Regions from separate parts of the Mus musculus genome. Here region 2 is linked to region 1. The links are chromatin loops, found by intact Hi-C in ENCODE. Cell type or tissue: gastrocnemius. All regions are shown on one strand. Links, peaks and the distances in the headings refer to the core of each region. The heading gives the core; the rest is flanking DNA. Region 1 holds the start of 9630002D21Rik (a long non-coding RNA gene). Region 2 overlaps 2700049A03Rik (RIKEN cDNA 2700049A03 gene).

Evidence for each region. A loop is a pair of places that touch in the nucleus more often than their neighbours do. Peaks named below come from ENCODE experiments on the same cell type or tissue, not always from the same donor. Only the 100,000 strongest peaks of a DNase experiment are listed, where the experiment ranks them.
Region 2: it touches region 1 in a loop (2.9-fold over the local background); 2 of 42 quality-filtered maps call a loop at or near these places.

Annotation. Positions count from the first base shown.
Region 1 is chr12:71,570,947-71,587,000 of GRCm38, forward strand. It overlaps 9630002D21Rik (a long non-coding RNA gene), which reads left to right and starts at 6,985. Exons shown (of 3, transcript XR_872814.1): 1 at 6,985-7,200; 2 at 13,713-13,901. In gastrocnemius, for the core only: a CTCF peak has its summit at 6,743 (motif pointing left); DNase peaks (open chromatin) are centred at 6,641 and 9,760; H3K4me3 peaks cover 289 bases; H3K27ac peaks cover 1,329 bases.
Region 2 is chr12:71,196,905-71,212,958 of GRCm38, forward strand. All of the region lies in intron 27 of 2700049A03Rik (RIKEN cDNA 2700049A03 gene), which reads left to right. It also overlaps the pseudogene Gm19045. Among named protein-coding and RNA genes, the nearest start is that of 2700049A03Rik, 68 kb to the left of the region's middle. In gastrocnemius, for the core only: a CTCF peak has its summit at 7,561 (motif pointing right); a DNase peak (open chromatin) is centred at 5,298; H3K4me3 peaks cover 388 bases; H3K27ac peaks cover 366 bases.

The DNA.
Region 1 (16,054 bases), core at 3,661-11,660:
GCTTGGGTGGGTTTTCTCTGCTGGAAGGCTTGGTGGTGCACAGAAAAGTCTCAGAGACTGAGGTAGTGGAAAGAGCCAGGCACCTAAGGGAAAATCCTGACACACATATGAAGGCTATTTCTTTTCTAGCTCATGTTGTATATCTAATGTTTACTGACAGGCTAATTCTCTACTCTTACTTTATCTCTGCCTTGCCTGGAGCAGGCTACTGCGTGTATGAAAACATTTCATTTCTGTTATTTTACTTCGTTCGTTCCATATTTGTTCTTAGAGTCTTCACCTCTCCTTGCTAGGCCTGTCATCATGTATCCTTGACTGCCTTAAGCAGGTTTTTTTCTCAAAAATATATTTGAGGAACTGAGACATAGATCAGTTGGTAGTGTACTCGCTCAGCATACGTGGCCTTGGGTTTGATCCCCAACATCACATAAACTGGATGTGGTCACACACGCCTTAAATTGGATGTGGTCTTACAGGCTTATCACCTCACCACCTGGGAGGCAAAGGAAGGAGGGTCACAAGTTCAAGGTCATGTTCATCTAGTTAGAGGCCATCCTGGGCTACATGAGGCCCTTTCTCACCCATATAGGCATAAATAGAGATAGATAGATATAGATAGACAGACTTGATTATAAAAGCCCATTGTCTTAAATTTATAAGTAGATCAATTTTGCTTATACAAAGTATCCCCCCCGCCTAGCTCCTGAAGGAGCATTCATGTAAAAATAGTGAGATCACAGCACAGTTGTTTTCTTGAATTTGTTTCAATATCAATGAAAAATATCTTTGAAAAGCAATGTTATGTTCCAAGTTGTTTGCATCTCTCTGTTGTAAGATCTCACTGTTAGTCTTTATCATCTTGCTGAAGCCAGGTTGTAAATCGTTCAATGTCCTGAGCTAGGGAAAACAAATGGACCTGATTTGTAACAATGTGCTCCATCCATACAAAGGTCAAATGTGGCCACAGCTGACTGAGGCAGGTCTGAGTACCATAGCTTTGACAGGGAACGTTCTAGGGAGAAGTTAACACTGCAGGCAGGGCATGCCTAACTACATTGTAACACGAGCACCCAGACTGGGACCTTTGTGCTTTGTAATATTTCTCTTACTCTGAGTGGAGTTTTAGTGTCTGTAGAAGATGTAACACACTAATCACCAATTTGAACTTCTCTGTTCTATTCATAATTGCTACAGCTTTCAATTTATAGACATTTCATAGGCAAAAAAGAGTTTAGTATAGTTTTCTATTTTACTCCTAAATTCTCTTACTTTCCAAAAGTAGCTGCTGTGTCACTGCCAGGGTTGCCTATTGTGGGAAAATGATACCTCCCCACCATCCTGATTTGCGGGTTTGACTGTGCCCTTTGTTTCACAAAATAAAGCTTGAGTGGCCACAATACGTGCCACTGTCAAGTTGACAGTGGCAAAGCCGCAGTGCTGTCTGCCCTCTGTCATTTTCTTCTCGAGCACGCCTTGTAACATCCCAGAAGATTACTGCTTCAGCCTGCATCCCAGAAGGACACTTAAGCAGAGTCAATGACCAAGGGCTTCAGCTGACCATGAAGGGCACCGTGCATGAGTGGGAAATGTGAACGTGTGTGTAGAAATGTAAAATACATGTGTGTGTGTGTGTAAATGTGTACACAGCTGTATGCATCTTATCTTGTGTTTAACTGGGAATGGGGGTGTGGGAGTGTCAGGGATAATTGTTTTCTTTAGAAGGAGGTTTATAAATTACTTAAGATACTCTGGTCACATTCTTGTGCTTCCTAAGTCATTTTGAGAGCTGCTCCCCTGTCTCTTGTGTTATCTCCTTTCCCCCTAGTCCTCTGTCATTGTCCGTGTTCTTAATTGCATCCTGTTCGTTTAAGCATTTTAAACTGTACTTATCTTTAACTTGGGGGTGGGGAGAGCTTGGGAAAGTGACAGCAGTCAGTCCCATCAATGTCATGATGATAATTAGGATGGGGATGGGCTTGGGGGCGGGGGGTGGGGAGAGAAGGCCTGCCCAGATCCCTGAGGAAGGAAGGCAGAGCTGCTTTCAACTGCCATGGCCGCCCTTTGTGCGAGTTGCTAACAAGTGGGACCAGCGGTGTTGTGAGTGTCCCTACCTTCTCTCACCCCCAACCTTGCACAGAGTTGCCAGCAAGTAATGAAGTCCCTGGACAACTGCATTGCCTTCTGAACACCGAGGCGCTTGGCTGTATTCAATTTCACAATCCTTTTAGAAATTGTCTCCGGGTGAACTGCGCCTTTGAATTCCCACAAAGTGCATAACCGAGAGGTTGTGCGTTATCACATCTGAAGCTGGCTATTGCAGTTCTAAATCACCCTTTTCTCGGGTAGCTCGGGGACTGTGGTTAGACAAATTAATCCTGGGAGGAGTTACGCAATTGTAATGTTAGAGAGGAGATTCGAATGCCCTCAAGCCCCTGGCAACCACACACATCAAAATCCCCCATTTAATTTATATCAAGCATGGAATTAATAAGAGTCCATGGTAATAAAGTGTCAGGGCAAGAAATGGAAAATAGATATTATAAAATATTTATGTAAAAACTAATCTCCTTCATAATTCCCTTTTTTTTCCTCTTCAGGACCTAGTAATAAAATTATGGAAACCACTGTAAGAAGATTACTATGTTTTATGAGATACACGGAAGGGCCCTGGCACAGTGCTCGTATCAAAAGCCGAACATGCCAAAATAAACGATCGCAGAGGAAAGAACGAATGTGCCGCTGGATACTTCTCAATTTCTAATGACAAATTTTACATTGACTCAGTAAGCTATTCTCCCCTAGAACGTGCCTAAAATGTTATAATGAATGCAGCTGGCAGAAAAAATGAAATGTAATTGACTGACATCTTTTAATCATGGCAAAGGGAAGCCAGAAAGGAGACCCCAGAATCTCTTTCTCTATCATTCATGTTAAATGCTGTTTGTATTGTTTTAGCTTCTGAACAAATCCAACAGCATTTTATAGGAAAGAGGGCCATTTTTCCTCTTTGAAAAGATGAGTTATGAAAGACAACACTGGATGTTCAATGGTAGCTTTCCCTCTTGGCTGGCATGTCATTTAATTTTTTTTTTTTAAAAGAAAAAGCTTTCTTGGGAGAGTAAAATCATGTAGAAGGGAAAGGATCGTGGTTAGGGAAAGGACCGTGGTTAGGGAAAGGACCGTGGTTAGGGAAAGGACCGTTGTTAGGGAAAGGACTGTAAGCCCCCTTTAATGCCTGGGTTTGGGGAGGTTCAGTCTGTGTATGTGGGATTCACAGATTTCCACAGTCTTTTGAAACATGGACTGGAACCTTGAAGCTACTAACAGTATTCAGCAATTCTGAACTGGTGACATCCTCAAATGTCCAGTGTGTGTATATGAAAAAATATCCCTGCTTGGTTTGCATAATTTTCGTATTGATGGAGTTTCTGTGATAGCAATATAGAAAAAAAAATACATACGGTGGTTATAAAGCTACCATCTTCTGCAGTCTCTGTTTTTGTCAACTGTCTTTTTCTCAGGAAATTGCACTTCATCCTTCATTGTCATTTGTCTGTGCCGTACACTCACATGAAACAGGATCCTGTGATCCTTTGATAATGGAAGCGTTCTGTTCCATGTTGAGAAAGGCAGATCCAAATGTAGAAAACTTTACTCCAAGAGGGTAGGAAGTTAATGATCTCTCCAGACAAGAGCAGGTAGTGTTCCTACAAGACAATGAACAGCTATCTTTGCACTATGCAGATAGTAAATATAATCTAGTTTTTATACGTGAACAAGCAGTGTATAGTATGGTTCAGATTTTACATTTGGAAAGAGTGCAAGTGCTACTTGTGTCACACAGTGTTGTTTGTGGTTTAACACCATCTCCCATGTGACACTTCCTAGGATAACAGCTATCTTGTGAACGCCCAAGCACATGCTTGCACGCGTAATGCATTCGTGACAGCTGCCCCAGGAAAATGACACACCTCTGAATCTGTGGCCTCTTGATGTTGTTTGGAGGACAGTAGCATAGTTGTCATTTTTACGTGCTGACTTGGGGGCGGGGGGAGGTGCTATTGCTCCCAGTCAGTATTCACTCAAACCTTAATCTAAGTGGTGACGTGAAGACACCGTAGATGTGAACGGCATCTCCAATCCGTTGGTTCTGAGTCTGGATCACCTCCAGTCATACGTGTGGAGCCCTATACAATCAGCTGGAGGCCCCAAGTGTAAAAGCTAAGATTTCCCAAAGAAAACATTCTCCTGCCTCAGGACTATGACTCAACTTCTGCCTAAGTTTCCAGGTTACCTTAGTATGTTGGACTTGCTCCCAACCCCTTGCTATCATGTGGGCCAATGCATTAAGAAGAAACTTTGTGTGTGCACTCAGTCATGCATGATGTAATGATGTTTTGGCTAACAGAAGACCACACATTTGAAGGTTATCTCTTCAATGATAACAGAGCTGAAAAATTCCTATTATGTCCTGGTGTCGTAGAACAATGACTTATTCACATGATTTCTGTGATGCCGGGTGATCTACTGTGCTGCAATTACATAGAAGTTCAGCACACTGTGAACAATGCACAGTACTTGATATAGAACAACTACAATCCTGCTTTATCTACCATACTGTATGTCCTTATGAGTTTAAATGTGCTCTTATTTAATATTATCAAGCAATATGTCATTAGTGCATACCGATGTTTATGTGATAAGAAAATCATTCTTAGAGCAGAGGTAAGAGGGCTCGCTACCAAAGCATGAGGACCTGGGTTCAGATCCCCAGCATCCATGTAAGAGTTTGGATGTGGTCATATGTGTTGGTAATATGCTGAGGGAGGCACAGAGAAGAGGATCACCCAGGCTTGCTAGCTACCAGCCCAGCTCCAGTTTTAGTTAAGAGACCCTGTCTCAAGGGACTAGGTGGAAATTGACAGAGCAGGACATATGCCACATCCCTTAGGTCTCTGAGCATACTCGTGTGTATGTACCATACTAATGCACACACATTATCACACACAACTTATTCTGAGAACATATCCTTGTCATTAAGTGATGCATAATATTATATATATCTACATATGTATGCATATACAGATACAGGTAAAAGCATACAGTTATGTGTACAGACACACACATACACACACACACACACACATATACACACAACTGTGCATGTTCAGCAAGCCCATCTTAAATCACCTCTACACTCATCTTGCCCTTCCCATGATAGGCAGGGCAGGGAATGCCTGTTGAAAAGTCGGGGCAGTGTGCACTCCAGTACAATCCTTACTACCAGTTTGGAGATGTCTGTCTTCAGCGTTCTCATCGTGGTCGATATTTGCTTGAGTCAATAGCTGTTCATGGTGAAGAAGCACCTTTGAGGGTTAAGTGCTTTCAGACTCTGAACACCAGTGCCTGCCTTAAAATGCCACTTAGCTGTCTAATATCTCTTGTTCATCCTATCCCTACACAGCTACGTGTCTGGAGAAACCAGCCTACACTTGCTGCTGCCTACTTCGATGTGGTCACAGCCCTCACCACAATACAGAAACTGCTTTCTTTAGACTCAACAGAGCCTTTTCCGTGACTGTATCTGATATGCATTGACTTCAGTTTACTTATTGTCTTAGCTTGATGAATCCACTCGTGGCCTATACTCTTTCCCTAACAAGGTTCCCTCTGTCTTCCTCGGCCATGTCTCTCTTGGTTTGCATCTTGTGTCATCTGCCTGTAGTATTGCAGACTCTTCCAGCTAAAGTGGTCTATTTTGGGTTAAGCAGTATCTCCCAAAAGACAGATCGATGTCCTGGTCCTGCAACCTGTGAATGTGACCTTCCTTGGTAATTGTGTCTTAGCAGATGTTATCCAGTTAAAACAAGGATATTAGGTTGGGTGCTAATCAGTATGACTGATGGCCTCAGAAGAAAAGGAAGACAAGAGACCAGAGGGCTGTGGGACAACAGAGGCAGAAGGTGGGGCAGTGCAGCCTCAAGCTAAGGAGCATGCCAAGGATTGCTGATAAATGGCAGAAGCTAGAAAAGGAGGGATCGACCACATCAGATTTCAGAGGGAGCTGGGCCCTGACAGCAGAGTGATTTAAGACATGTCATCTCCAAGATGATGACATACAACCCTTGTGCTGGTTTATTCCACTTGTACTTTGTCACAGCAACGGTAGGAAATTAAGATGGGGGTGGGGTGGGGTGAGGTGGGGGTGGGGGTCGGGTAGGTGGAGAGTGTCTGGAGAGATAGTTCAGTGGTTAAAAGCACTCCTTGATTGTCGCGGGCCGTCCAGCGGCTCGCGAGGAACTGGTATGGCTGAGATGGCAGACTCGAGCTGAAAGAAAAGGAACTAGACTGACGGGAGAAAGAACGGAGCTAAGACAACCGGTTTCTAATCAAAGCTCAATTTTACTATTCAGTGCACTGGGTTATGAAGAAGGGGGAAGGGGCTCATTCCTGCCAAACAATCCTGGAGTCCAGTTGCAGGTGACCACGTGCTTGGCTCCGGAGCAGCTAGGCGGCAGGTAGCAGGTAGCAGCAGTGGGAGTGGCAGAACGATGGGGCGGGGCGGCAGGCTCCACCCCACGCTCCCTTCCTGCTAATAGTGAAACCTGAGCTAACAGGTTTCAGGCCGAGGGTGGGGAGGTTACACTTGATCTTGCAGAACCTTTGATACCCAGCCCTCACATGGGATGCTCCTAACTGTAATGTCAGTTCTAGGGGTTCTGACGCCCTCTTCTGGTCTCTGCTAACTCCAGCATACTCATGGTATCCACTCACACAAACACAAACTTCTTGCCCATTCTCCACAAAGGGCACCTTCCTCATCTCATGGGTTAAATGTAGTTTCATTCAGACTCATAAGCCCGAAATTTCTTTTAGTAGAAATAGAGAAATCCAGGATAGGCAGAGCTACACAGAGAAACCCTGCCACCCACCCCCCCCCCCAAACAAAACAAAACAAATAAAACCAAAGAAACAAAACGAAATAGAATAGGCACGGGTGCTGCGTGATGCTGCCCACAGGAGCCGCAGTTTTAAGTTACAGTGACTCACAGGAAGGTTTATGTTGTACAGAATTCTGTCCTTGGTGATGGGCTGCCATTGCCTATGCCTGGACTGTTCTGCCCGTGGATCTGCCTGGCGTGGGGTACTTCCAGATGCCGCCCGTGATGATGATTCCTGGGAATTTGGCAATAACAAAAGGTCAGTATGTTCTCAGGAAAGCTTCTTATGGAACATTCTAGCATGGGGGGATGTTTAGCCTGGTGACTCTGCAGTGGAGTTTCAATAATGAATTCAGTAAGAAGCGTGTCCCCGGGCAGCTCTGTCCCCGGTGGGACTGTCTGATGAAGTGGGCTCTGTTAACCGCTCTGGGGGCTTCATAGGCTTTGATTACTGCTCACGAGGTTTGCATTTCTTCAAGGAGCTTAATGAGGTTTTTCTAGGGGGCAAAAATCATAAATTTCCATGTTTTAGTAGCTCGCTTGGTAGAAGCATAAATTGTACATCTCTCTCACAGCCCATAGGAGAGGATGCCTCACTTGCTTCTTCTGTGAGGTAGTAAGACAAATGTCATCTGGTCCATCACGTCTGAAGAAATATAGAGAAGAGCATGGTTACCATAAACATTAATTATCTTTTAAAGGGACATACTCAGTTTAAACAAAAATATCAGGTTTGCAAAATGTGTAATGTGTCTTTTGCAGCAGTAGGAGCCAATGCCCAATGTCAACTGAATGTTTTTATAGCCTTAAAATATCTGCATTCATTTTCTTTTATATGGTCATAATTATAGAGCAAAACAAATCATTTCTAGTAAATTCCAACTTATTTAAGTGATCTTCTTCTCCCACCAATCTTCTTTGATTGATTTATTTATTTCCTATTCTTTTGTTTAAAAGTACTTCTATATCTTAAATGATTCTAACCAAATTCATAGTTGATAGCCAAATGTTTTTAATAACTCTCCCCCATAGTTTAATGGCAAACACATCAACGTATGCTCGACTGCCTGTCAGCTCACTAATAGTGGCATCCGTTCCTCTGAGGAGCCCGGGAATGTATATATAAAAAATGCAATCAGAGGCATTCTAAATGAAATAGCAAATTTAGCTGATGGAATGTGTGGCATACTAATGAGCCTCTGCCAGGCCCGCTGTGCGCTTGTGCGTGACAGGCTGAGAGTGATGACCTTGTTCCAGACTTAAGCAGAGAGTCACTGCAGCTGGCGACAAATAGATGCCTCTGATTACACTCCAGCCACCCCGCCTCTCCTGGGACCTTAGTAGGAACTCGCAAAACACATGAAAAAAAAAATGCAACTTCAATTCACGTCACAGATTTGCTGACTTCTGGGGGAGTGGGGCACAGGCAAGGGGATACCTGGAGCTAAATCTCTGAAGTCCACAAATAGCTTCAAAATTCCTTGTTCTCCTAACTGATACACTTAACAAACAAACAAACAGACAAACAAACAAAACAACAACAAAACTAAACCTAGAAACTCATAGCACAGGCTGGCCTGGAACTTCTTATGTAGCTAAGGATGACCCTGAGTTTCTGAGCCTCTTGTCTCGGCCTTCTGAGTCTTGGCCATACCGGTGTGTGCTATTATGCCTAGTTTATGTGGTGCTGGGGATAGACCCCAGAGCTTCATGCAGGTTACACCAGCACTCAACCCACCAAGCCCCTTCTCTAACCCCTTAGGCAACATGTTCTCAAAATTAATCTTAAAATTCAGCAATTAATCTTAAAATTCGCTGCCTTCCCTTGCTGCTTACAATCTTTGAAAAATAAAAACCTTTTAAGCACAACCTGCAAACAGTTTAAAGGGTTCCCTAAAACAGGAGGAGGAGCTTAAGGACTGGTCCAGGAGTGGCGCTTTAGCTGATAACGCGGTTGCCCAGTGGGCTCAGTGGAGACACACACACTTCCTAGTACTGATGGTGAGAGGACTTGGCATAGAGAAGCTCCTGTTGTCAGAGAACAGAGGTAAGGCAGCTATCAGCCATGTGCCCACTGTATCAGTGAGGGACAAAAAGCTTTAATGCCAGGCTTGGATTTGCAAATGGGACACTTTGTCTCTAGGACATAAGTCTTTTTGTTTTGTTTTGAGATAGGGTCTCACCATATAGCTCTGGCTGTCCTGGAACTCATGCTATAGACTAAGGCTGGCCTCAGACTCACAGAAACAAGCCAGCCTCTGCTTTCTGAGTGCTGGGACTAGAGGTGTGCACCACTACTTCTGGCTCAGGACCTGAGTCTGAAGTGTTATATTTTGTTGCCTTTCTAGCCTTTCAAATGGCTTCTACTATTAGAATCGTGTTAGTATGTTCTCTTGGAAATCTAATCCAGGAAAAGTGTGCAAGGAAGCTTCTAATGTTTTCAACATGACAGGTCCACAGTCTTAGGGCTGATGTAGCCATGAACAAAGGACCAAGGGTTCAGCTAATTTTAAAACAGAGTTTGAAAGTTTAGCAGGGATTGCTTTAGAAGACTGTACACTCACTATAGATGCTTGGATACCATCCTGTGATGAGTTGGTCAAAGTGCAAGAGAGTGTAAAAGACACTCTTAACACTGAAATGAGAGAGAATAGCCAATAAGCAAACGAATCATGTTACTTAAAATCTGTGTAGCCAATAGCCAAGATGGTCCCCAGGGGTCTCAGCTACTTAATATTTATGGCTTTGTGCTTCCTCCCACTGTGTACTGGGATCAGTGCAGGAACACCACAGAATATGGCAGATACAAAGCCTGTCTTGGGTTCCTGCCCATACTGTACTGGGATGGGTCAATAGCCAAGCGTTGCTGTTTTCCAGAGTAGGTTACAAAAGACGACGTTGCTTCCCTTTGGCTTGCTCTTGCAGCCTTCCTCTCTTGATGCATTTGCTCTGTGGAGCACATCAGGTCGGCACATTGTGACCGTCTCTCTGAAGAGGACCATGGCATGAGGACTTGAGACCTTTGGCTAATAGCCAGCAAGGACCTGAAGCCCCCTTGTTATATCCACAGCTGGGCTCATGCTTTCAGGTTGCTGATCACTATAGCCTCTACTGACAAAGCAGCTGCAACTTCAGGAGCGATCCGGAGCCAGAATCACACAGCTGAACCACGCTCAAACTCTTGACCCTTAGAATCCGCAGAATAACAAGTGTTTACTGCCTTAAATAGCTATGCTTAGGGCGGGAAGTGCATCATACGCAGTAGATGACTAACACAAGAGCTGTGAGCACTGTCTGAAGAGGCTGAACTCCTGACACAAGCTCTTTCCATCACACCAAGAAAAATAAGTCACTTTCTCTAGCTGCTGAATATGGGAGAGATGAAAGAGAAATCTGTTAGGTCAGGACAGGGAAGCGTAGCTGAGCTTTTGACAATGTTCCCAGCTACTAAACGCAGCAATGGCAAATCCAAAGGCAATCTCTCTGAACAAGCGGCGATTTTGCATGGGAATTGTGTTAATTAATTTCTATCTGCGGATGGCTTAGGAAAACAAGATGATAGCTGGCAACTTTGAAGTCTCATGTTTTTACAGGCTTGAAATCACGTCTGGTGTAGTTCGAATTTAGTTCTAGGACACCATTGAAGGATACCAACTCTCATGAGAAGCATATTTGAATATACATATATATAAATCCATATGAGTGTATATATGCATACATAAAAACTCATACACATGTAAACATCTATGTCCATGCATACTCTATAAAAATGCTGATTTCATTTTCTAGTGTTAATTTTGATACTATGCATTTCATACGATTAAAATTATGAAACATTAAAAATCTAGAGAATATGGCACATGGCTAAAAGAAAATCCTTCAGTACACAGTTCATGTATGGGTTCAATCCAGATGTTCAAATAAACAGAAGAGTCCTTTAAAATAACTATGACAAGTGTGTTAAGAGAAAAATTTATGTGCCAATAAGCAGGTGAGGGAATTCAGGAAATCATAGGAGAAAACACATTGATAGAGAAACACAAACACACACACACACACACGCAGAGAGAGAGAGAGAGAGAGAGAGAGAGAGAGAGAGAGAGATTAAAATGCTGGTTATATTTATGTGGAAATGTAAAAACAGATTTTCTTCAAGAAGGAATTAGTTGAAAAACGTATGCTATTTGATTTCAAATTAGTAGGAAACTAAGTTATCAAGATGTTATGTTGGCACAATGGCATGAACCAGATCAATGAGACAAAATAAAGTTTAGAGGGAGAGATACTTGCTAACAGCTAATTTTTTGATAAAAGTTTCAAGTGAAGTCATTGAGGAAATGGATATTCTTTTTTCCCTACTGTTTTGGCAGTGCTTTTATTGTTTGATAGTCTCATGCATGCATATAATATATTTTGATTAAACTTACACACCTCACATCTTCAATCCCTGCCTACTTCCCTACCATTTGCCCCTCCCAATTTCATGTGTTTTTTTAGAAAACCCATTGAGTCCACATAATCTGTGTGTGTATGACTGGAAGACAGTCTGCTTAAGCACAGGTCAGGGGTCACAGATCAAATACACGGACTCTCCCTCCTCTGGCAACCATAAATGGCCAATGGCTCTCAGCTAGGGTGTGGCTTCATGAGATCTTGGCCAGCTTGATCTTGTGCAGGTCTTATGCACACATTCATAGCTGCTGTGAGTTCTGTAGGCAGTGATGCTGTCATGTCTACCAAATACTGTTTTCCCCAGGTGTCCACCATGACTGGCTATTACAGCTTTTGTCTGTCCCTTCTTCTGTGGTGATCCTTGAACACTGAGAGTAAAATATAAATGTCCTATCTGTATTCTATCATCCTCTGCGTCTCCTTGACTTCTCCTTGACTAGGTGTGGTTCTCTATGTGAGCCAACATAGAGTGTAAAATGAAAATTATCTATTAAGGTTTGAAAGATGTACACATATATATGGGTATAAAGATAAAACTGAAGAGTCAGTTTATCACTGTGTTCATTTAGCAGAATAATAGTATTAGGTTCTCCTCTAGAGGTAAGACCCAACCAACCATGGGGTTTTGGCCAAGTTAACAGACCCTGGGTTTTGTCTTGTGGGATGGGCTTAAACAGCACCAGGAAGTGACTGGTTACTTCTCTAACAGTGGGCCACTATGATGTCAATAGGGGCATTGTCTCCCACAGCAGAGAACCTTTTGATAAACAGTGCTGGAATGATTGGATATTTAAAAAAAAAACTCTCAAATTCTCTATCACATTTGCAATGATGAATGTAGAGAATCATAGACAAAAATGTAAAATCTAGAATTATAGAACTTCTAGGTGAGCTATGTGAAAGTAGGAGTGATCGTATCAAAAAATTTTATATTCTACATCTCGAAAGGATCATTAATAAAAAGAACAGGTAATCCAGAACCAAATATTAAGAGATATCTAAAAGATTTACTCGATGAAAATTTTCTCTATAGTACGTTAAAACTCGCACAGATGAATTAAAAAGGGGTAATTCTTTACCCAGTAGCACCAATAAAAAAGGCTTACGCAGACATTTAACAAATGAAGATACCTGTTATAAAATTAACATTAGAAAGTACCGTCACGATTAGCATGTATGAGAGTGTGCAGATTAAAATCACTACGTAGTAGCATTTCAATTTATTTTCATGACTAAAATAAGCCTGATTAAAATACCAAGTGTCCCAGGACATAGAGAAACTGAAACTCTCCAATCTCCTTTGTGAACTTGCATGCTATAACCACTTTGGACAGATATTTGACAGTTTCTTACAAGGCTACATTTATAACTCTATGACCCAACAGTTTTACACCTTAGCGTTTACTCAAGAGAAATGGCCTACACCTATAAAAGGATCGGGCAAAGATGTTTATCACAGATTTAATCATTGTACTTTCCATCTGGGTATACCCCCTTAATATAATACACCGTGTATCCACAAATTGTGATGTGCACTAACCAATGGGTTCTGTGGAAAACTATACAAAGGAATCAACTACATCTACACATAATGGTGTTAATGAGTTTCCTAAGACAGACCCGTTATACAATCTGGACTTAGTGTACTGAGAGGTGTTAAACTGGTGGCTTCCTAAAATGAGAATGGTCCCCAAGTGAGCCAAAGGGAATCTTCTGGGGGTTACAGAGATGACCTGTACCACAGTTACTGTGGTAATCAAACAGCTAGACACATTTCTGAAAACATATCAAGCTACATAGTTTGTTACCTTAAACTTTAAGTCAATACAGTTGGTTCAAATGTTTTATTCTATTTTTAACATTCAACATTTTTGTTACCATTTTCATTTGCTACAAAATCCTCAGATTTACCAATCACATTTTTGCTAGGTTTGGGGGGAAATATTTTTAGCTCCCTATTAAGAAGACAGCAAGTTGTGAGATGTGAACTTTGAGGTGGCAATTCTGGGGTTAGAAGTTTTTCTTCTTGATTCTCTCAAACGATGCGCCTCCTTCCTTCCAACATGAAAATTCTGTTAGTCTCTGACATGTCTGTTAAGCCAGAAAATATGTTGAATTTTTGTTTCGCCCTTGATTGTTATATCAGCTTTCATAATATTCTTCTGTGCCTCAAAGAATAATGATGGAAGAAATGCTGGCCCTCCTTTTCAGAGCGATGTGCAATAAGATGACTAATTATTGTGGGCAAGGTACCCTGGAGTAACATCTTCTTTCTATGCGTTTGAAAGAATATCAATTAACAATACTCTGGTTTTGCAGGGTTGCAAAAACACAGCTCTAGAAATGAACCACGAGAGTCCAGGGTGGTGTGCTCCAACTGCTGCCACGCACAAGCAGACCAGCTATGTGACGAACAAACAGATGTCTTGGAGTGACAGTGGCTGTCCTGCTGTGTCTTCTCGGAGATCAAGCCATCCATGAGAAAAGCCAGCATGAAATTCTCCACAGGTGCTTCATTTCGCCACCTTCACTGCAAATGTGGATAGAATTCACGGCCAGAGTCTGTGGATATTTGAAGAGATGAATAATTGTTTTCTTAGCAGATTGAGCCGGTCTCTGGTGCTGATAGTGATTAGCTGGTGGGTCTGTCTCTTCCCCAGGCAACTTGGGAGCTTCCCTACCCCCAGCTGGGATGTAGTGATCCCTGAGGAAGAATACGACTCAGTACCCAAGTATCTCTCCTCGCTAAAATTGCAGCTATTAGGATTATTCTTTAGGGCTGAATTAACATTTCAGATATATGTAAATCCATAAAAGTAAACCAAAGCACACCGAATTCAAAAAGTTTAATCATAAGATGAATGGGTGCTTATTGCAGGAAATTTGGAAAATAAAAATGATACAAAACCTGACATTCTTAAGTGAGCAAGATCACACAGTATTTTTCTTGCTGGGTGTGGCTTGTTTCACTTAATGCAACATCCTCTGGGCTTGTCCATGTTCTGGGAAAAGGCAGGGTCTTCTTGTGGTTTTGCTTTGCTTTTTAGGACTGTGTAAGATGTCACTGTGGGTGGGAACCACATTTTCCTCATCCATTTCTCTGCCAGTATTTTAGTATCTTTGTTGGTATAAACAATATTGCTATTTACTTTGGTATGGGTTAATAGGCAAGGGAGATGTTGCTAGGATACATGGTGATACACTTTTCATTTCTTCTCCAACCTACCCCCTCCCCCCCATATTGTCTATTATGGCTGCACAAATCTACTAGCAATGAGCAAGAGTCCCTTTTTTTTCCCAATTTCTTTCAAACATATGTTTTCCTGTAACCTTATGATAATGGTAACCCCAAGAGCTCTGAGGTGGTATTCCATAGTAGATTTATCTTGCATTTCTTTTAATGATTAATGATAAATATTTTTCATATATCTTTGGAAATTTTCTTTGAATGAGTATCTATTGAATCGTTTTCCCATTTTCAAAGTGGAATCTCTGTTTTTCATTATTAAGTTGAATGTATTACACACTAGGCTCTTCTTTCCCCTCGAGTAGGCTCCTGTTCTACCGTGCTGACTGTTTTCTTCCCTCTGAAGAACTTCTAGATCAACATCCAGTTTATTTTGGCTGTTGTTTGTGATATTAAAAAATCATGGGACGTCCCGGAGACTTTCCTCACATCCTGTTCTGGGGTTTTATAGTATATGCCTTAGGTTCAGGTCTTTCCTTCATATGACCTGCATTGAGTTGGTTTGTAGGTGTGGCATTCAGTAAGGTTCAGTTTCCATCTTTTTGCACCATTAATTGAAGTGACTGCATTTCCTTGTGTCTTCTTGGTGTCTGTGTCAAAAATCAACCGACTGAGCATGTCTGGGTTCACTTGCTGAACTCTCTGTTGGTCTCACGGATCTGTGTGTCTATATTTATACAGAGCCGTGATGTTTCAGTAACTGCAGCTTCATAATATAGTTTCAAATCAAAGAATATGATACCTTCAATTTTGGTTTTCTTTCTCAGAACTACTTGTCTATTTAGAGTCCTTATGGCTCTAGTTATATTTTTTAATCTTTTCCCTGTTTGTGTAGAGAAAGCTATTGTGACTTTGACAGAGCTTTCATTGACTCTGCATGTGTCCTTGGTCAGGATGGCGATGTTAACAATATTAGCTTTCTGCTTTACAGCACGGGATGTTGTGCAATTTACTTGTGTGGTGAACGTTTTTATAGATGTTAGTATAACAGATCTTTAACTTCCTTAGCTAATTTGTTCCTAGGCATTTTATTTTTGTATCATTATGGATGCTATTCTTCTTAATTCTATTTTTTAGTTAGGTTATTATTCTAGTACAAATGGTATTGATTTTGTATTCTGCAACCTAACAGAATATTTATTTATTAGTTCTAAGAGGTTTGTGTGTTTATAAAATCTTTGATTTTCACATATATGATTATGTCACTTGCAAATAAATATGATTTTCCTTCTTCCATTTTGATTTGCCCATTTATCTGACTTCCCTGATCGTTCTTGTTACTATTTCTAAAACAATACTGGGTGAAATGGCAAGAATTGGGGTGCTGTCATATACTGAATTGTAATGGAAAACCTTTCAGTTTCTCTTCATTGGCTATGATGTGAGCTGTAGAGTTTTCAAAAAAGAGTCTTCT
Region 2 (16,054 bases), core at 3,813-11,812, 370 kb before region 1:
CTTTTCTACTTTTCCAACTTAATTCAAGTGTCTAGCGGCCATCAGTGATCCACACTGAATTCTTGGCAACATTAGTGTAGTCATAAGAGCATCGCTTCAGTAATGAACGATTGTCACCAGGTTTGATGACTGGGCCACTGCACACCTCGTTGTCAAGGCCTTCATCTCTTTTGCAGAGCGTCTCCACACACCTCTGCCTTGTGTGTTCATTAGCACTTTCAGGGCCAGATGAGTTGGTAATGTTGTTAGTTGTCTGTACTTTTTCATTGTCTATTTGAACTGGAATAAGAAAATTGCTTCAACTTGTTTCTTGTTCATAGTCATTACTATAATATAAATATAAAGTAGGCAACAAGTAGTGTCACTAGCAAAAAACCAAAACCAAACAAAGCCAAAAGACCCACGACTCCGAAGTAGGAGCGTTAAAATGATATAAAATATTACCGTATTTATTTAAGAATTTATTCCAAAATCAAAAGATAAATTTCAACAATACAAAAAAGTTTACTCTTGCCGGGCATGGTGGCACATACCTTTAATCCCAGCACTTGGGAGGCAGAGGCAAGCTAATTTCTGAGTTCGAGGCCAGCCTGGTCTATAGAGTGAGTTCCAGGACAGCCAGGGCTATACAGAGAAACCCTGTCTCAAAAAAACAGAAAAAAAAAAGTTTATTCTTACACCAGCTTGAATAAATGACACTTTAGGACATTTGAAATTAGACATTAGAGCATTGTGGAATATTTAGTGTTGGCTTCATGCTCAGCGAGAGCGTTAGATTGTTCAGAATTGAAAGAAATTCAGGACTGAAGTTTTCAGTATAATACACATAAAATTGCTGTTTTTCTCATTTTGTGCATATGGTAAGAGTATTACACTTGCTACATACTTTCAGATTAGTTTTTATACAACATAAAATGCAACACAGCTGACTGGGAAAGTGCAAGAACCCAACAGACACTAGAGGGCTCTCATAGAGCACCTGAGAGACACTAGGAGTTAAGTCTTGGCTCTTACCGCCTGTCCAGCATTTCTTATGTCTCAGGTGGTACCCAGATCGCTTGTGATGTAGTAATTATTTTTGTGTGGAATCATTGTGCTCTAATGTCTAATTTCAAATGTCCTAAAGTGTCATTTATTCAAGCTGGTGTAAGAGTAAACTTTTTTTTTTTTTTTCTGTTTTTTTGAGACAGGGTTTCTCTGTATAGCCCTGGCTGTCCTGGAACTCACTCTATAGGCCAGGCTGGCCTCGAACTCAGAAATTGATAACTATTATTGATAATCATTGATAACTATTATTTCTTTTTGAAACTGGTAATTATCTTAAAAAGGTAACCATATTTGAGAATAAGATGGATTGTGTGTAACTTAATACTTTTTGCTCTGATTAAAATATTTTATTATCTATTTGTGAGTGCATGTGTGCATGTCTGTGTGTGCATGCACACTTAGATAATGACTTCCAGAGCTTGAGTCTCCTGTGTGGGTCTTAGAAATTGAACTTAAGTCGTCAGGATTGCCAGCCACTAAACTGTCTCAGTGACCTTTCAGTATGATTTATCAGACTGTTCTGAATATACAGTATTCTTGAGTATACAGAATTGAAAAGTAATATGATATAGACTTTATACTTGCCATCACCCAGTATAATGTACAAATTATTCTAGAAAACATTTTTAATAAATCATAACATCAAAAGATTCCTTAATTGGAAGTTTATAAAGACAGGTTTTAGATAATGACTAGTCTGCAAAATAAGTGTTTTTATTTATTTAATACTTTTTACTAGTTTGCAAAGAATCAGGTTTTATTATATCTTTTTTTGACTAAATTTTAATATTTGAGATTTAATCTTTAAATATACATTTACATATATATGCATGTATGTATACACACACACAACACACATGTGAATGTGTGTGTACATGGAGGCTAGAAGAGTTAGGGCCTCTGGAGCTGGAGTTACAGGCAGTTGTGAGCTTCCTGATGTGGTGCTGACACTAACCCTGCATCCTGCGCTTGAGCTTGACCACTGAGTAGCCCCTCTAGCCTCTGAGTTCTCAACAGCAGGCTCACTGTATTGTCTTAACCATAACAATGAAGTAATATGGCACAATATTGGTTGTGTATGTGCATGTGTGTATACATACACACTTAGATGTGTATGTGACTATATTTGGAAGAGGCAATAGCTGAGTGGTTGAGAGTTTGGGTTTTTTAAACTCCTGAAATGTATTTTAATTCTAACTCTGTGTGTCTTTCTTTGTTCAAGTAACTTATGTCTAAACTTCCTATTTTTCATTTTTTAAATTAATTTTTAAGTTTAGTATGCAAGTAGTAGTGGGTTTCATTTCAGTATTTGCCTGTGCGTCCACGTGTGTGTGTGTGTGTGTGATTATATGGTATTCTTATTCATTCTTTTCCACCTGCCCACCTTTTGCTATCCTTCCTTCTCAGCTCTCACCAGTGTCCTTCCTTCTTGCCAGTCTCCTTTTTCTTTTGAGTCCTATGCATCCCATAACCCTTTCACTTGTCCCTACTCCTGTAAGATGGTCTCCTCCTTTCTCATGGTCCCCTTCTACATTAACAACTTATACAGAGGTAGACTGGGATATTTGTCTTTCTGAGTCTGTCTAGCTTACTTTGCTTAACGCGATGATTTCAAGTTCCATCCATTTTCTTACAAATGTCATTATTTCTTTTTTCTTTACAGTTGAATACAATTCTGTGATGTTAATGTATATTTTCTGTATTCATCTTTTGATAGACGTTTTGGTCTGTTTCCATTTCTTTAGCTTGTAAATAGTCCATCAGTAACCATGTGCATCCTGTGGTATGTTGACTTACAAGTCCTCTGTGCTCTAAGTGGGTCCTGTGGTGATTTTGTCTTTAGCTTTTGAGGAACCTCCACACTGACTTCCATGAAGGCAATACCAGTTTATATCCCACCAACAGTGAATACGCATTTTTCTTTCTTCACATTTTTTAGCATTTGCCTTTATTTCTGATAATAACTATGCTGATTGGGGTAAAATGGAATCTCAAGCAGTTTTCATTTGCATTTCCCTAATGGCTGGGAATATTAAATACTTTTTTGAATATTTATTGACATTTGTAGTTCTGTTTAGAAATTGTTGTCTCTGTGTGTGTGTGTGTGTGTGTGTGTGTGTGTGTGTAAGCCTGTGCATGGGTGTGGAAACCTGAGGTCAGTACTGACAGCTTCCTTTACAATGCTTCCCCTTGCTTTCTGAATTAGTTTCTCTTACTAAACGTGGAGACTGCCAATTGATTTGACTGCCTGTCCAGTAAGCCTTTGGGATCTACTTGCCTCTGTCTTCCCAGCACTGAGGGTACAGGCACAGCAATGCGCCTGGATTTTACATGGCGGCTAACGATCTGAACACAGAGCCTCCTGTCTGCACAGTGAGCATGGTCCCTGTGTCCCCAGCCCGTGTTCTCTCTAAGAAGTTTATTCAGTTCATTACTCCATTATTGTTGGGATAATTCACTTTTAAAAATACTTTGTTTCTTCTTGTTTTACGTGCATTGGTGTTTTACCTGTATGTATGTCTGTGACGGTGTCAGATAGCCTGGAATTGGAGTTACAGACGGTGGCGAGCTGGGACCTGGGAGTTGAACTTAGGTTCTCTGTAAGAGCAGCAAGTGCTCCTAACTGCTGAGCCATCTCTTCAGCCCCAGTTAGGTTTTTTTTTTTTTTTTTTTAAGTGTTTTGTTTGTGCAGTTCTTTATATTTTGGATAGTAATCTCTTGTCTGACATGTAGCTCACAAAGATACACATTTTTCTCCTTCTGTAAGCTGCCTCCTCCCTCTGTTGGTAGTTTCTCCATTGGGTAGGAACTGCTTGATTTCTTGTACTCTCATTTGCTTATTCTTAGAATAATTTCCTATGTTACCATAGGAGTTCTTTTCACAAAGCCCATGCCTGTGACTGTATCTTAAGGACCTCTAGCAGTTTGAGAGTTTTAGGCCTTATAACTGTGGAGGTGTTTCATCCACTTGATTTCTGTGCAGGGCAAGAACTATCGATACCCATACCTTTTCACATGTAGATACCCAGTTTTTCTAACACTCTGTTAAAGAGGCTGTCCTCTTTCTTTTTTTTTTTTTTTTTTAGAGATTTATTTATTTATTATATGTAAGTACACTGTAGCTGTCTTGAGACACTTTAGAAGGAGGGCGTCAGATCTCATTACAGATGGTTGTGAGCCACCATGTGGTTGCTGGGATGTGAACTCAGGACCTTTGGAAGAGCGTTTGCTGCTCTTAACCGCTGAGCCATCTCACCAGCCCTCCTTTTCCTAATGATTGTGTTTCGTTAAAGATTAGTGGGTGTAGTTGTGCAGGTTGATTTCTGGGTCCCCCGTTCGAGTCATTGCTCTGTGTCTTAGTTACTCGTCTTGTTGCTGTGATAAATATCTTACCAAAGCAACCTAGTGAAGAATGGGTTCATCACTGCAGGGAAGGCGTGGCGGGAGGAGTGGGAGGAGCTGGATGATGGCCGCCGATGCTCCACTTGCTTTCTTCTTTTAATTCAGCCTAGGACCCTGCCCATGGAATGCCTAAGGTGGTCTTCCCGCCTCCGTTAACCTAATGTAGATAATTCCTCACAGCATGCCCAGAGGCTCGTTTTCTAGGAAATTCAAGATCCTGTCAGGCTGATGATGTTAACCATTACAACTCTAAATCTTACTAATTTGGCATCCAGTCCAATTACTTTTAAGCCATAACTTTCCACCCTTTTCCCCCATAGACTCATGACCATTTTATAATAAAAAATTCATTTAATCCAAAAAAATCTCCATCATTTTTAATCATTACAACATTGTTTAAAAGTCCAGAAGGGAATAATTGGGACAATTAGAGGAAATCAGACCAAAGCGAGACTAAAACTCAGCAGAGAATGTATCAAATCCTGCAACTCTGTGTTCAGCTCTGGGACCTGTGATGCAATCTCTGGGCCCCAAAGGACTTAAGTAGCCCCTTCTTCATCCCTCCATCTCTGTCACTACCGCATACATATCCTTATCTTGTGTCAACTCTACTCCGTGTCTGGAGTTGTCCTTGGCAGCTGTTCCTTGGTTCTGGTATTTCTAACATCCTGGGTTCTCCATTGTAAATTAGGTCTTTCTTTTGTAGTTTCCTGCAATGGCCTCTCAGGACCTCCGGTCCTGCTCTGCATTGCTTTGCCTCGGGGCTTTCTGACATGGTAGTCAGCCCTCCATGATCCCCTTAGTCTGCTTCTCATGCCGGCAAAGCCAGTGATGGTGATGCCAAGTTCTGTTGCCAGCTTGAGATGGAGCCTGACCCCTCAGACCACAGCCACATCAGCTTCTGCTTCTGTCTGCTGAGCCTGGAGAAACCCTTCCGGTTCAGAGAACAGGGAGCTGCTTCGGTAGCAGTGTGTTTCAGGTCAGGGGCTCCCCTTGCAAATGAATTGACATTTTTTATGAAATGGAGCCTTCACTGGCTGGAGCCTTGCCCTCAGGACACCTTTGCTGTTGTGTAGAACACAGCAGCAGACTTCCTTAATGGTGCGAGTCACTTGAGCAGTTGCAGCTGCCTTCAAACCTGCCTTGCCTGTAAGGTTAACTTGCTCCTGCTATTTTCCTTGTAAAAGTACACATTTTCTTTCTGCTTAGCTGCTTTTCTTCCTCACATAGTCCTAGAGTGGAGCAGTTGGACAGTTGCTGCGCCACAGCCAAGTGTGCTCCTGTCTTGGAATTTCCTGTGCCAAACAAATTAGTCCTTTACATTTAAATTGAACCCCACTCAAGTCTTCAGGACATAAATGAAGTCAAATTCTTTGCCAGGACATCACAGGAGTGCCATTAACCCAGTTTCTAACAGAGTCCTCATTCCTTCCTGGAGCCTCATAAACCTCCACTGTTTGTGTTTCTCTTGTTAGCTTTTCTTCCAGGCTCCTACCCAGAAAGGCCCGGTAAGCTCTGCTTACAGCGTTCTAGCCTCTGCTTACAGCGTTCTAGCCTTTGCCTACAGCGTTCTAGCCTTTGCTAGCCACCACTGACAGCCTGTCCTCAGTCTTCCCATAAATCATGGTCATGTTTATCACAGCAGCAGTCCACTTCTCAGTGCCAGTCCCTGTCCTTCTGTGTCTGCTGCTGGGACACAGCATTCATTTGGGGCTATAGTTCAAGGGCACAGGCATTACAGAAGGGAGGACAGGACAGCAGGTGCGTAAGGCTACTGCCGAGAGGGATGGTTGATGAGGCTCAGCCCGCTTTGTCCTTTGTATTCCCTCCAGAACCGTGGCCATCTCCAGGCATGCGGTCCTTCCGCAGTCAATCTGACGTGGATAATCCGCACAAACATGCCCAAACGCTTGTCTGCTAAGTGAATCTAGGTCCTATCCAATTGATAGCATTAACCATCGCAGTCTGTATCGCTCCCTTATTAAACTTTGTTTTAATGGGTCTTAAAATTCTGTGGTGAGGTTTGTGGGGTTTTTTTTTTGGTCATGTTTCTTCTATCAAAATTTACTGATTTTAAAAACTAATAATTCGTACATTAAAAAGGTCCATAAAATAAAACATTGTCCCTTTTTGATTAGGAGATTTTATTGCACCTTGTCATTATTAACCTTGTATTAAATTTAAATGGCCAATTAAAACAAATAGTTCTGAGACCATGCATACAGGTGTAACACTAACATTCATTTAGTTTTTTTGAGCTCTTTGGGCAGATGTGATGACCTTACCACCTTCTTGTCTGTGGCCTTGATGAACAGTCTGAGTCATATGAATAGCAAAATGATCCAAAAGGAACTCTGAAAGCACAAAGGCTTACCTGGAACTATATTAATGGTGGCAGCTTCACCAAGTAGGATAATGTAGGGCTATCTTCCAGCTTCCCAGCAGAAAGGTGATGGGTCTTTCCTTTCAGCTTAGCAAGTTTGCGTGCTGTGTGAACTATGTGATAGTCTAGTTCAGGCGCAATACCAGCTTTTCTCTGGCCTGAATGATTCAGGAGTCACCTGAGCAGTGAAGCCAGCACTTCGATTGCAGGTCATTTTTGCTATTGCCGCAAGGAGCATCTCAGACAGACGTACTTGGCATTGACTCCCCCAGAGTCACCAGAAAGAACCTCAGGTGCATTTCAGTCGACTTTATACTTCAATTGTGACATTGACTAGAGCACAGTTACCTACCAAGCAGGTTTGATAACAGCAGTCTCCACTTGGCCCACAGCAACAGTACCGGTACCGATAGTTTTATAGACACCTGGGAGGCAGGTGCGTACATTGGCTGCTCAGTTAGGCAAATTAATGGTAGGATACATTCCAAAGCTACCAGCAGTAGGGTTGCATTGGTACTGTTATCTTCATGACTGACTGTATTCTTGACCCAAGGCAAGCTAGCCATTGACACCAGCATGCTGCCTGCATCCTAAGGAGAAATCAACACAAATGCTACCGTGCCAGGTTCATAACCAATTCTTTTTATAAATTGTCTTCTTTTATATGTATAGATGTTTTGACTACATGTACATCAGTGCACCACACATGTCCCTGTTGCACACAGAGGCCAGAAGAGGGCATCAGATTGCCCGGAACTGGAGTGATGGATGGTTGTAAGCTGCCCTGTGGGAGTTAGACACTCACTGACCCTGAATTCTATGCATGAGCGGTAGCTGTAAAAGGAGTTATAAATTCTAGCTGTCCCATATAGAAGACACACAATCCAGGTATCTTATTTACAAGTTGTAAGCCTAGATTGGGCAGGTTTGGAGCTATTCTAATTTACATCCCAACATTTAGCATTTGAATACATAACAGCACCAGACCAACTGCCATAGCCAATTTTCCTAAGAAATTTTCTTTCTTTCTTTTCTTTTTTTTTTTAAAGATTTATTATATGTAAGTACACTGTAGCTGTCTTCAGGCACCCCAGTAGAGGGGGTCAGATCTCATTATGGATGGCTGTGAGCCATCTTGTGGTTGCTGGGATTTGAACTCAGGACCTTCAGAAGAGCAGCCAGTGCTCTTAACTGTTGAGCCATCTCTCCAGCCCATGAATTTTCTTAATGTAAACACTTCATTAATAATTTCTTGGGGGCTGGAGAGAGATCTGATGCTTTTTCTGGGTTGTCTGAAGACAGCTACAGTATACTTACATATATATAATAAATAAATCAATCTAAAAAAACCAATCTCTTCACATCTCTTCTGACTGAAGGCTGCTCAGTGGAATCCATTTTTGTTGATAGCAATAATTGCTTTATTTCCAATGTTTAAGCCAGAGGCTTGGTTATGATTTAGCCAGTTTTAGAGAGCCAGCTTCAAACTCAGCAATACCCATAGCAATCATTTGGCTAGCATGGTCAGCCCCAGATATGCCTTTAAAGTCTGTGTGTCCTGGTGCACGGAAAATATCCTTGCTATTTCCAGGGAGGAGTAATTGCTGACTCTATGCTCAGCTTTCAGTTTATCCAGGCCCTGGGCCATCTCTTTTCAATGTTTTAGTGTCCTTCTGTCTCTCACCACTTTTGTACATCAGTGGTGACCTTGTTCAGTACATGTCAGGTAATAGTTAATAGTTTGTGTTGCTAATGTAAGACAGAGCAGAGATTAGTGAGATAGAGTCAAACAGAAAGTTGTTTTTTCTTTTTTTAATAAAGAAGATTGTTAATGCCCTTGCCAAACTAACCGAGAGAGAGAGAGAGAGAGAGAGAGAGAGAGAGAGAGAGAGAGAGAGAGAGAGAGAGAGAGGAGATAGCATTAATAAATATTAGAGGCAGCAAATTCTAGCAGAGCCTGCGAATCATTAGGGAATAACTTTAAAAGCACATCCCCCCTGCCGGGATTGACAGCGCACACTTTTGATGCCAACGTTTGGAGGCAGAGGCAGGTGGATATCCATGACTTTGAGGCCAGCCTGGTCTATATAGAGAGTTCTAGGACAACCAGAGCTACATAGTGAGACTCTGTCTTGGGGAAACAAAACAAAACTACCAAAACTAAAAACACTAAAAGAAATGGATGAGCTTGTAGGTAACTATGATGTCAAAGTTCAATCAAGAAGATATAAACAACTCTTCCTGTCATAATGTGTTCTTTCCTTTGCTCCTGTGATGGAGATGGCAATCTTCCTTTTCTGTGTGTAGCAGCATTCCTTCAAGAATCCTGGAGTACTGGCTTGGTGGCCATGAACTGCCTTTGTTTGTGCTTGTCTTGAAATACTCTTCATTTCCCCACCAGATAGACTTTAAAAATAGACTCACCTGCTTGTTTGTGTCCTTTTTCTAAATAACATGGATTTACAAGTGGAAAATTCCACATCTGGCCTCATGTAGGATTTTTGACCTTCAGTAAGATTTTACAGTTGTTCTCATAGATTCTATGTCTAATAATTTTGCTGTTATATTATAGGTTTGATCTTGATAGTAAGAGAATTTTTCTATTATATTATTTATTGTTATAATGAAGAGAAAAGGTAATAGCTTTGCATGTTTATGTTAGTGTCCAGTCATGGCACTACTACTAAGACTCTTACTAATTCCCATAGTTATTTTAGGATCACCAATACTATTGGTTCTATTCCTTTATTAGAGACCCAAATCCTTTAGAGGTTTTGGGGTTTACCATATCATCAGCAAAGAAGTTTTTTTTTTCTCTCAACAGCAGATAAGCTAATTCTCAATTTATTTGCTAGACAGTTAAAGAAAAAATGTTAGAGAAGTGACATAGGACCAGAGAAGGTCATACATACAGAATGAAAACAGCAAGTGTGACAGCAGAGCATTAGTTACTCTACAGTTTGCATGTTATTGTCTTTGTTTTAATTGGTCTTATAGTGTACTAGAGAATTAAGGAGGAAGTCATTCTGATAAATTGCTTTGTACATATTAACTACTATAGAGATAAATATTAAAGCTCAATGGGTAAATTTTGCTTTGTGCAAAGTCCATTAAAAACTTGATTTAGAGAGAACCGGACAGCTTCTGGGACGGGCAGAAGCACAGAGCCGCTGAGGCAGCAGCCTGGGCGGGCCGCAGACAACCGGCCACCATCCGGACCAGAGGACAGGTGTCCGCCTGGCTTGGGAGGCGACCTCAGCCTCAGCAGCAGCGGTCGCCATCTGGGTTCCGGGACTCCGCGGGACCTAGGAAATTAGTCTGAACAGGTTAGAGGGTGCGCCAGAGAACCGGACAGCTTCTGGGACGGGCGGAAGCACAGAGCCGCTGAGGCAGCAGCCTGGGCGGGCCGCAGATAACCGGCCACCATCCGGACCAGAGGACAGGTGTCCGCCTGGCTTGGGAGGCGACCTCAGCCTCAGCAGCAGCGGTCGCCATCTGGGTTCCGGGACTCCGCGGGACCTAGGAAATTAGTCTGAACAGGTTAGAGGGTGCGCCAGAGAACCGGACAGCTTCTGGGACGGGCAGAAGCACAGAGCCGCTGAGGCAGCAGCCTGGGCGGGCCGCAGATAACCGGCCACCATCCGGACCAGAGGACAGGTGTCCGCCTGGCTCGGGAGACGGCCTTGGCCTCAGGAGCAGCGGTCACCATCTTGGTTCCAGGACTCCCTGGAACTTAGGATTTTAGTCTGCACAGGTGAGAGTCTGCACCACAGAAGCTGACAGCTTCTGGGAACTGCCAAAGCAACACAGCTTCTGAGAGAGGCCCTGTTTTGGGCCTTTTTCTTCGACCAGGAGGAGGTCCAAAAACAAGATATCTGCGCACCTTCCCTGTAAGAGAGCTTGCCAGCAGAGAGTGCTCTGAGCACTGAAACTCAGAGGAGAGAATCTGTCTCCCAGGTCTGCTGAGAGACGGTAACAGAATCACCAGAAGAACAATCTCTAAACAGAGTCAACTATAACTACTAACTCCAGAGATTACCAGATGGCGAAAGGTAAACGTAGGAATCCTACTAACAGGAACCAAGACCACTCACCATCATCAGAACCCAGTACTCCCACTTCGCCCAGTCCAGGGCACCCCAACACACCCGAAAACCTAGACCTAGATTTAAAAGCATATCTCATGATGATGGTAGAGGACATCAAGAAGGACTTTAATAAATCACTTAAAGAAATACAGGAGAACACTGCCAAAGAGTTACAAGTCCTTAAAGAAAAACAGGAAAACACAATCAAACAGGTAGAAGTCCTTACAGAAAAAGAGGAAAAAACATACAAACAGGTGATGGAAATGAACAAAACCATACTAGACCTAAAAAGGGAAGTAGAAACAATAAAGAAAACTCAAAGTGAGGCAACACTGGAGATAGAAACCCTAGGAAAGAAATCTGGAACCATAGATTTGAGCATCAGCAACAGAATACAAGAGATGGAAGAGAGAATCTCAGGTGCAGAAGATTCCATAGAGAACATCGGCACAACAATCAAAGAAAATGGAAAATGCAAAAAGATCCTAACTCAAAATATCCAGGAAATCCAGGACACAATGAGAAGACCAAACCTACGGATAATAGGAGTGGATGAGAATGAAGATTTTCAACTCAAAGGACCAGCAAACATCTTCAACAAAATTATTGAAGAAAACTTCCCAAATATAAAGAAAGAGATACCTATGAACATACAAGAAGCCTACAGAACTCCAAATAGACTGGACCAGAAAAGAAATTCCTCCCGACACATAATAATCAGAACAACAAATGCACTAAATAAAGATAGAATACTAAAAGCGGTAAGGGAAAAAGGTCAAGTAACATACAAAGGCAAGCCTATCAGAATTACACCAGATTTTTCACCAGAGACTATGAAAGCCAGAAGAGCCTGGACAGATGTTATACAGACACTAAAAGAACACAAATTCCAGCCCAGGCTACTATACCCAGCCAAACTCTCAATTACCATAGATGGAGAAACCAAAGTATTCCACGACAAAACCAAATTCTCACATTATCTCTCCACGAATCCAGCCCTTCAAAGGGTAATAACAGAAAAAAACCAATACAAGAACGGGAACAATGCCCTAGAAAAAACAAGAAGGTAATCCCTCAACAAACCTAAAAGAAGACAGCCACAAGAACAGAATGCCAACTTTAACAACAAAAATAACAGGAAGCAACAATTACTTTTCCTTAATATCTCTTAACATCAATGGTCTCAACTCCCCAATAAAAAGACATAGACTAACAAACTGGCTACACAAACAAGACCCAACATTTTGCTGTTTACAGGAGACACATCTCAGAGAAAAAGATAGACACTACCTCAGAATAAAAGGCTGGAAAACAATTTTCCAAGCAAATGGACTGAAGAAACAAGCTGGAGTAGCCATCCTAATATCTGATAAGATTGACTTCCAACCCAAAGTCATCAAAAAAGACAAGGAGGGGCACTTTGTTCTCATCAAAGGTAAAATCCTCCAAGAGGAACTCTCAATTCTGAATATCTATGCGCCAAATACAAGGGCAGCCACATTCATTAAAGAAACTTTAATAAAGCTCAAAGCACACATTGCACCTCACACAATAATAGTGGGAGACTTCAACACACCACTTTCACCAATGGACAGATCATGGAAACAGAAACTAAACAGGGACACACTGAAACTAACAGAAGTGATGAAACAAATGGATCTGACAGATATCTACAGAACATTTTATCCTAAAACAAAAGGATATACCTTCTTCTCAGCACCTCATGGTACCTTCTCCAAAATTGACCACATAATAGGTCACAAAACAGGCCTCAACAGATTCAAAAATATTGAAATTGTCCCATGTATCCTATCAGATCACCATGCACTAAGGCTGATCTTCAATAACAAAAAAAATAACAGAAAGCCAACACTCACGTGGAAACTGAACAACACTCTTCTCAATGATACCTTGGTCAAGGAAGGAATAAAGAAAGAAATTAAAGACTTTTTAGAGTTTAATGAAAATGAAGCCACAACGTACCCAAACCTTTGGGACACAATGAAAGCATTTCTAAGAGGGAAACTCATAGCTCTGAGTGCCTCCATGAAGAAACGGGAGAGAGCACATACTAGCAGCTTGACAACACATCTAAAAGCTCTAGAAAAAAAGGAAGCAAATTCACCCAAGAGGAGTAGACGGCAGGAAATAATCAAACTCAGGGGTGAAATCAACCAAGTGGAAACAAGAAGAACTATTCAAAGAATTAACCAAACGAGGAGTTGGTTCTTTGAGAAAATCAACAAGATAGATAAACCCTTAGCTAGACTCACTAGAGGGCACAGAGACAAAATCCTAATTAACAAAATCAGAACTGAAAAGGGAGACATAACAACAGATCCTGAAGAAATCCAAAACACCATCAGATCCTTCTACAAAAGGCTATACTCAACAAAACTGGAAAACCTGGACGAAATGGACAAATTTCTGGACAGATACCAGGTACCAAAGTTGAATCAGGATCAAGTTGACCTTCTAAACAGTCCCATATCCCCTAAAGAAATAGAAGCAGTTATAAATAGTCTCCCAGCCAAAAAAAGCCCAGGACCAGACGGGTTTAGTGCAGAGTTCTATCAGACCTTCAAAGAAGATCTAATTCCAGTTCTGCACAAACTTTTTCACAAGATAGAAGTAGAAAGTACTCTACCCAACTCATTTTATGAAGCCACTATTACTCTGATACCTAAACCACAGAAAGATCCAACAAAGATAGAGAACTTCAGACCAATTTCTCTTATGAATATCGATGCAAAAATCCTCAATAAAATTCTCGCTAACCGAATCCAAGAACACATTAAAGCAATCATCCATCCTGACCAAGTAGGTTTTATTCCAGGAATGCAGGGATGGTTTAATATACGAAAATCCATCAATGTAATCCACTATATAAACAAACTCAAAGACAAAAACCACATGATCATCTCGTTGGATGCAGAAAAAGCATTTGACAAGATCCAACACCCATTCATGATAAAAGTTCTGGAAAGATCAGGAATTCAAGGCCCATACCTAAACATGATAAAAGCAATCTACAGCAAACCAGTAGCCAACATCAAAGTAAATGGAGAGAAGCTGGAAGCAATCCCACTAAAATCAGGGACTAGACAAGGCTGCCCACTTTCTCCCTACCTTTTCAACATAGTACTTGAAGTATTAGCCAGAGCAATTCGACAACAAAAGGAGATCAAGGGGATACAAATTGGAAAGGAGGAAGTCAAAATATCACTTTTTGCAGATGATATGATAGTATATATAAGTGACCCTAAAAATTCCACCAGAGAACTCCTAAACCTGATAAACAGCTTCGGTGAAGTAGCTGGATATAAAATTAACTCAAACAAGTCAATGGCCTTTCTCTACACAAAGAATAAACAGGCTGAGAAAGAAATTAGGGAAACAACACCCTTCTCAATAGTCACAAATAATATAAAATATCTCGGCGTGACTCTAACTAAGGAAGTGAAAGATCTGTATGATAAAAACTTCAAGTCTCTGAAGAAAGAAATTAAAGAAGATCTCAGAAGATGGAAAGATCTCCCATGCTCATGGACTGGCAGGATCAATATTGTAAAAATGGCTATCTTGCCAAAAGCAATCTACAGATTCAATGCAATCCCCATCAAAATTCCAACTCAATTCTTCAACGAATTAGAAGGAGCAATTTGCAAATTCATCTGGAATAACAAAAAACCTAGGATAGCAAAAACTCTTCTCAAGGATAAAAGAACCTCTGGTGGAATCACCATGCCGGACCTAAAGCTTTACTACAGAGCAATTGTGGTAAAAACTGCATGGTACTGGTATAGAGACAGACAAGTAGACCAATGGAATAGAATTGAAGACCCAGAAATGAACCCACACACCTATGGTCACTTGATCTTCGACAAGGGAGCTAAAACCATCCAGTGGAAGAAAGACAGCATTTTCAACAAATGGTGCTGGCACAACTGGTTGTTATCATGTAGAAGAATGCGAATCGATCCATACTTATCTCCTTGTACTAAGGTCAAATCTAAGTGGATCAAAGAACTTCACATAAAACCAGAGACACTGAAACTTATAGAGGAGAAAGTGGGGAAAAGCCTTGAAGATATGGGCACAGGGGAAAAATTCCTGAACAGAACAGCAATGGCTTGTGCTGTAAGATCGAGAATTGACAAATGGGACCTAATGAAACTCCAAAGTTTCTGCAAGGCAAAAGACACCGTCAATAAGACAAAGAGACCACCAACAGATTGGGAAAGGATCTTTACCTATCCTAAATCAGATAGGGGACTAATATCCAACATATATAAAGAACTCAAGAAGGTGGACTTCAGAAAATCAAACAACCCCATTAAAAAATGGGGCTCAGAACTGAACAAAGAATTCTCACCTGAGGAATACCGAATGGCAGAGAAGCACCTGAAAAAATGTTCAACATCCTTAATCATCAGGGAAATGCAAATCAAAACAACCCTAAGATTCCACCTCACACCAGTCAGAATGTCTAAGATCAAAAATTCAGGTGACAGCAGATGCTGGCGAGGATGTGGAGAAAGAGGAACACTCCTCCATTGTTGGTGGGATTGCAGGCTTGTACAACCACTCTGGAAATCCGTCTGGCGGTTCCTCAGAAAATTGGACATAGTACTACCGGAGGATCCAGCAATACCTCTCCTGGGCATATATCCAGAAGATGCCCCAACTGGTAAGAAGGACACATGCTCCACTATGTTCATAGCAGCCTTATTTATAATAGCCAGAAGCTGGAAAGAACCCAGATGCCCCTCAACAGAGGAATGGATACAGAAAATGTGGTACATCTACACAATGGAGTACTACTCAGCTATTAAAAAGAATGAATTTATGAAATTCCTAGCCAAATGGATGGACCTGGAGGGCATCATCCTGAGTGAGGTAACACATTCACAAAGGAACTCACACAATATGTACTCACTGATAAGTGGATATTAGCCCAAAACCTAGGATACCCAAGATATAAGTTACAATTTCCTAAAGACATGAAACTCAAGAAAAATGAAGACTGAAGTGTGGACACTATGCCCCTCCTTAGAAGTGGGAACAAATCACCCTTGGAAGGAGTTACAGAGACAAAGTTTGGAGCTGAGATTAAAGGGTGGACCATGTAGAG